Linked DNA regions of Homo sapiens: region 2 is linked to region 1. The links are chromatin loops, found by intact Hi-C in ENCODE. Cell type or tissue: heart right ventricle. All regions are shown on one strand. Each heading gives the region's core, and the rest is flanking DNA. Links, peaks and the distances in the headings are about the cores only.

Region 1 (2,902 bases), core at 155-2,654:
GAATAGACTTGCAGAGCTAGCAATGAAAAGGGGGCCTGGACTGTCAGGGGCCAGAGTCATTTATTCTAAGAGTCATGGGGGCTGGGCACAATGGCTTGCACCTGTAATCCCAGCACTTTGGGAGGCTGAGGCAGACAGATTGCTTGAAGACAGGAGTTTCATACCAGCCTGGGCTACAAAGCAAGACAAAAAATAAAATAAAATTAGCTGGGGGCAGTGGCATGCACACACCTGTAGTCCTGGCTAGTCAGGAGGCTGAGATGGAAGGATCACTTGAGCCCAGGAGTTGGAGGCTGCAGTGAGCCATGATGCTGCCACTGCAGGACAGAGCAGACCCTGTCTCTAAATCAAATAAAAATTAAATAAGGGCTATGGGCTGGTGGGCACAGTGGCTCACACCTGTAATCTCAGCACTTTGGGAGGCGGAGGCAGGCAAATCGCTTGAGGCCAGGAGTTTGAGACTAGCCTGGCCAACATGGTGAAACCCTGTCTCTACTAAAAAATACAAAAATTGGCCGGGTGCAGTGGTGTGCACCTGTAATCCCAGCACTTTGGGAGGCTGAGGCGGGCGGATCACCTGAGTTCAGGCATTTGAGACCAGCCTGGCCAACATGGTGTAACCCCGTCTCTACTAAATATACAAAAATTAGTCCGGCATGATGGTGTGCATCTGTAATCCCAGCTACTCAGGAGGCTGAGGCAGGAGAATCGCTTGAACCTAGGAGGCGGAGGTTGCAGTGAATGGAGACTGTGCCACTGCATTCCAGCCTGGGCAATAGAGCGAGACTTCGTCTCAAAAAAAAAAAAAAAAGCCAGGTGTGGTGGTAGGCTCTGACTGTAATCTCAGCTACTTGGGAGGCTGAGGTTGCAGTGAGCCGAGATCGAGCACTCCAGCCTGGGCGACAGAGCGAGACTGTCTCAAAAAATAAATAAATAAACAAATAATAATAATAATAATAATAATAAAGAGCAATGGGACCCAGCAGAAGGATTTGAAGCAGGAGTGGGGAGCATCTGGTTATGCTAGAGAGGAAGATTCATGAGTGAAGGTGAAACCAGATTACCTCATCTCCCTCCTACCCCAGCCTAAGGTGCTGGGCGACGTGTGGGGCGAGATCGGAGGCTAGCCGGGCTTCACGCCTGCGCCCCCAGGTAGCCACGGTCTCTGCTGCCCCCTCGCGGCTGCTTCTTGCCTCGCAGGCCCTGATCCTTTGGATTCGGTCCGCGCAGAGCGCCAACTGGACATGGTGCTAGAGGTTGGGTGGTCAGACACTGTGATCCCGGGTGCTGTGCCCGCACTACGGGAAGGGGAAGCAGCGCGTGGGTCTCGCATCAGGAGGCAAGGCCAGGACCCGCTGACCCATGCCTCCTGCCGCGGTCAGAGCCCAAGTTTGTCAAGGTATTTTGGATCCCGGAGAGCGAGAACCCAGACGACGACAAAATCTACTTCTTCTTTCGTGAGACGGCGGTAGAGGCGGCGCCGGCACTGGGACGCCTGTCCGTGTCCCGCGTTGGCCAGATCTGCCGGGTGAGGAGTCCCTGGGCCACACCCGGCGACCCTGCCCCTACCCCTTTGCCTGCCCTGGTCTCGCCCTCATCCCCTTTGATCGTCCCGGCAGAACGACGTGGGCGGCCAGCGCAGCCTGGTCAACAAGTGGACGACGTTCCTGAAGGCGCGGCTGGTGTGCTCGGTGCCCGGCGTCGAGGGCGACACCCACTTCGATCAGCTCCGTGAGTGCGGGAGTGGGTATGGGGTTGGGGAGGGGGGCAGCGGCGCAGACTCCGGGAGCCCCCGCCGCAGCGGGGCTGTGCGCCCTACCCCAGCTAGGCCCCTTCCCCGCAGAGGATGTGTTTCTGTTGTCCTCGCGGGACCACCGGACCCCGCTGCTCTATGCCGTCTTCTCCACGTCCAGGTGAGGGGCAGGAGGTAGGGAGCGCCCGGGGCGGGCCGCTGGGCTCCACCCGGCCCCTCACCTCGCCCTGGTCTTCGCCTCCAGCAGCATCTTCCAGGGCTCTGCGGTGTGCGTGTACAGCATGAACGACGTGCGCCGGGCCTTCTTGGGACCCTTTGCACACAAGGAGGGGCCCATGCACCAGTGGGTGTCATACCAGGGTCGCGTCCCCTACCCGCGGCCAGGCATGGTTCGTAGCCCAGGGACTTCTGCTACAACCCACTTCAAAGCCTCAAGGGTTTGAGAACTTGGCCTGGGGTCTTCTTGGTGAATGTGGTTTCTTCCTTTAGTTATGGGTGGGAAAACGTTTCCATCATAAGACAAGGCTTGTTTCCCGCCTCTGACTTCCTAGGGCAAGGCTGATCTCCTCTCTAATTCTCAGGGCAGGGTTCTGTCCCCATCCCCCTCCATGTTCCCAGAGGCTGGGCATGGAGGGCTGCCTATCAAGCCCCCATATCTATATCCCTGCTGTGCCTCCCTTTCCCCCACCCCCAGTGCCCCAGCAAGACCTTTGGCACCTTCAGTTCCACCAAGGACTTCCCAGACGATGTCATCCAGTTTGCGCGGAACCACCCCCTCATGTACAACTCTGTCCTGCCCACTGGGGGGCGCCCTCTTTTCCTACAAGTTGGAGCCAATTACACCTTCACTCAAATTGCCGCGGACCGGGTTGCAGCCGCTGACGGACACTATGACGTCCTCTTCATTGGCACAGGTCAGGGTCCCTCCACAGCGACCCCCAGGCTCCCAGCCAGGCCCTGTGGGCTGCTGATGGAAGCTCTCCCTGTTCAGTCCCATCTCCACATCCTTTCCTGGGCTGTGTCTCCACCCTGTGGATGCTGCCCAACCCACACTCTTCCAGTCCACACTCTTCACAACCCAAACATGCTGAGGGTAGACGCCTCAAAGGCGAGGAGACACTAGCCCCAGCTGTCCGGGAGCACCAATGG
Region 2 (2,902 bases), core at 196-2,695, 150 kb before region 1:
GTGGATTGCCTGAGCCCAGAAGTTTGAGACCAGCCTGGGCAACACGGTGAAACCCCGTCTCTACTAAAATACAAAATATTAACTGGACGTGGCAGCGTGTGCCTGTAATCCCAGCTAGTCAGGAAGCTGAGGCAGGAGAATTGCTAGAACCTGGCAGGAGGAGGTTGCAGTGAGCCGAGATCACGCCACTGCACTCCAGCCTGGGCAACAGCGACTCTGTCTCAAAAAAAAAAAAAATTTAGTAGGGTTTTCACCCATGATAAGAAATCTTTAAATTGATCAGAGCCCACATTGAGGCATCATATCCCAGGATCGGAGGCCCCTACCCACTGGCCTTCTAGGCAGGAGCTCCACCCGTAATTGCCCCTGCTCTGTCCTGGGAGCACAGCTTAGGTCAGACTCTTGTAGACCATGTTCATCCTGTTTATGTGAGTTCTGCTGACATTGAGCTATCCTGTATAATGTGTGCCTGTAATTACCATACCTTTCCCAGACCTTCAGAGGAATACTTTGGGGCCCTTTCCTAGGCGTGGATGCTTGCTGAGCAGGCATTGAGGGGTGGGTGATTTGCTTCATCTGCCTGTGTTCCGTAGCCCATTTTATTCCTCCAGTCCTTATACTTGCTCCTGGTCTCTTCTGGAGAAATCCTTGTCTTCATATACAGTTTTCTCTCTTCTGTCTCCTGGTGGGTGGTCCTGCTGGGTAAGGAGTGGGCATGGTGAGAGGTGGAGCAGCCCATACCCTACCTCCCAGCTGACAGTCTCTGTGCTTTCCCAGGCTCAAGTTCGGCTAAAGGGAGCTGGCCTAGGAGCCAAAGGCAGCGCATATGGTTTGTCGGGCGCCGATTCCTACAAAGATGCTGTCCGGAAAGCCATGTTTGCCCGGTTCACTGAGATGGAGTGAGAGAGAGAGAGAGAGAGAGATGACAAGGAGCACAAGAAGTGGTCCATCTCCCGAATTCGCTGTTACCGCCTGTCTCTTTAAGGGCATGCCTTGTGCTGTTAATAGATCTTAGGGTGAACCACTTCATTCTGCAGGGTTCTCCCTCCCACCTTAAAGAAGTTCCCCTTATGTGGGTTGCCTGGTGAATGGCCTTCCTTCCCGCCAGAGGGCTTGTGAACAGACCGGAGAGGACAGTGGATTGTTTATACTCCAGTGTACATAGTGTAATGTAGCGTGTTTACATGTGTAGCCTATGTTGTGGTCCATCAGCCCCTCACATTCCTAGGGGTTTGAGATGCTGTAGGTGGTATGTGACACCAAAGCCACCTCTGTCATTTGTTGTGATGTCTTTTCTTGGCAAAAGCCTTGTGTATATTTGTATATTACACATTTGTACAGAATTTTGGAAGATTTTCAGTCTAGTTGCCAAATCTGGCTCCTTTACAAAAGAAATACCTTGAGAAATGGGTGTCCTGTGTCTCTTTATTCTTGGGTGGGTAGGTGGGTCAAGCATGTCTGAGCCAGTCAAGCCTGGTGATGAAATCAGTTTATTTCTTGCCCCCATCACCACGTTCTGATTGATTGATTGATTGATTTTGAGGCAGGGTTGGCCAGGCGTGGTGGCTCACACCTGTAATCCCAACACTTTGGGAGGCCGAGGCAGGTGGATTGCCTGAGGTCAGGAGTTTGAGACCAGTCTGGCCAACATGGTGAAACCCTGTCTCTACCAAAAATACAAAAAAATTAGCCAGACGTGGTGGTGTGCACCTGTAATCCCAGCTACTCGGGAGCCTGCAGCCTCGACCTCCCGGGCTCACGCGATTCTCCCACTTTAGTGTTCCAAGTAGCTGGGACTACAAGCACATACCACCATGCAGGCTAATTTTTTAATTTTTTACAGAGATGGGGCCTCACTCTGTTGCCCAGGCTGGTCTTGACATGTTCGGATTTTTAAATTCAAGAGTTTAACATGTTTTAGCCGGGCGTGGTGGCTCACGCCTGTAATCCCAGCACTTTGGGAGGCCGAGGCAGGCGGATCACCTGGCGTTGGGAGTTCAAGACCACCCTGACCAACATGGAGAAACCCGTCTCTACTAAAAATACAAAATTAGCTGGGTGTGGTTGGCCTGTAATCCCAGCTGCTCGGGAGGCTGAGGCAGGAGAATTGCTTGAACCCAGGAGGCGGAGTTTGCAGTGAGCCGGAGGTCGCGCCATTGCACTCTAGCCTGGGCAACCAGAGCAAAACTCCGTTTCAAAAAAAAAAAAAAAAAAAGTTTAGCATGTTTTAAAACTCTTCATGGAAATCATGGTAACTTAGTAGCTTTTCTGCTAAGACCAAAGTGACCATGAGTGCTTGCACCTCTCTAGTTTCCACAGACTTTATTCCACACATGCCGGAGTGTGGAGTTGTCACTGCTCTGCAGGGCAGATCCTCCCTGCTTTTGGCCATGATACAGGTGATACCTGGTCCACCCTCTGCTGCGATGGAGAAACTGAGGAGGTCATCTCCCCCTGGCAGCACTCCACTCACTGCATCTTCTCAGCTGCTAAGGAGGTCCTGGGGGCATTGGAGAGTTTTCTGTTTTGAATGGGTATTTCGTCCTCAGCACTCTTCCACAGGGCAGAGAACATCATTTTGACCCAGAAGACCATGCCTGACCAGGTCAGGAAGTATACCTGGATCTCAGGCTGTTCTTGGGACCAGATGATGTGATGGGTTGCTCACATTGCCAATCTGGCCAAACTGAGTGCTTAAGCTCCACAGATTGGGCATGCAGTTAAGGTGGCCTTTTCTCTGCAGTTTACTTTTGAAGCTAGACTTGCTTTTGTGGGTGGTCACGTTTTCCTCTTTTCGGGCAGGGCGTTAAGGAATAGAAAATGCTCAGGAGGTCCTCACCCTGGCCTGTAGGGTAGTGCCTTGGAGAAGCTGAGCCTAATCACAGCTCTGGCTAGGGAGAGG

The links. Peaks named below come from ENCODE experiments on the same cell type or tissue, not always from the same donor. Only the 100,000 strongest peaks of a DNase experiment are listed, where the experiment ranks them.
Region 2: it touches region 1 in a loop (12-fold over the local background); 58 of 110 quality-filtered maps call a loop at or near these places.

Annotation. Positions count from the first base shown.
Region 1 is chr3:50,271,916-50,274,817 of GRCh38, forward strand. SEMA3B (semaphorin 3B) reads left to right here. Exons shown (of 17, transcript NM_001290060.2): 7 at 1,383-1,528; 8 at 1,620-1,731; 9 at 1,844-1,913; 10 at 1,998-2,142; 11 at 2,448-2,667. It overlaps MIR6872 (microRNA 6872), which reads left to right and starts at 1,321; the gene lies at 1,321-1,382. RefSeq lists enhancers at 1,260-1,459, 1,438-1,961. In heart right ventricle, for the core only: CTCF peaks have their summits at 1,196 (motif pointing left), 1,402 and 2,561 (motif pointing right); DNase peaks (open chromatin) are centred at 1,186 and 2,564; H3K4me3 peaks cover 1,189 bases; H3K27ac peaks cover 385 bases; H3K27me3 peaks cover 64 bases.
Region 2 is chr3:50,117,554-50,120,455 of GRCh38, forward strand. RBM5 (RNA binding motif protein 5) reads left to right here. Exons shown (of 25, transcript NM_005778.4): 25 at 778-1,468. The coding sequence ends at 903. It overlaps SEMA3F-AS1 (SEMA3F antisense RNA 1), which reads right to left. Exons shown (of 4, transcript NR_135301.1): 4 at 1-695. Among named protein-coding and RNA genes, the nearest start is that of RBM5-AS1, 18 kb to the left of the region's middle. RefSeq lists an enhancer at 2,745-2,902. In heart right ventricle, for the core only: no CTCF peak of the experiment used is centred there; no DNase peak of the experiment used is centred there.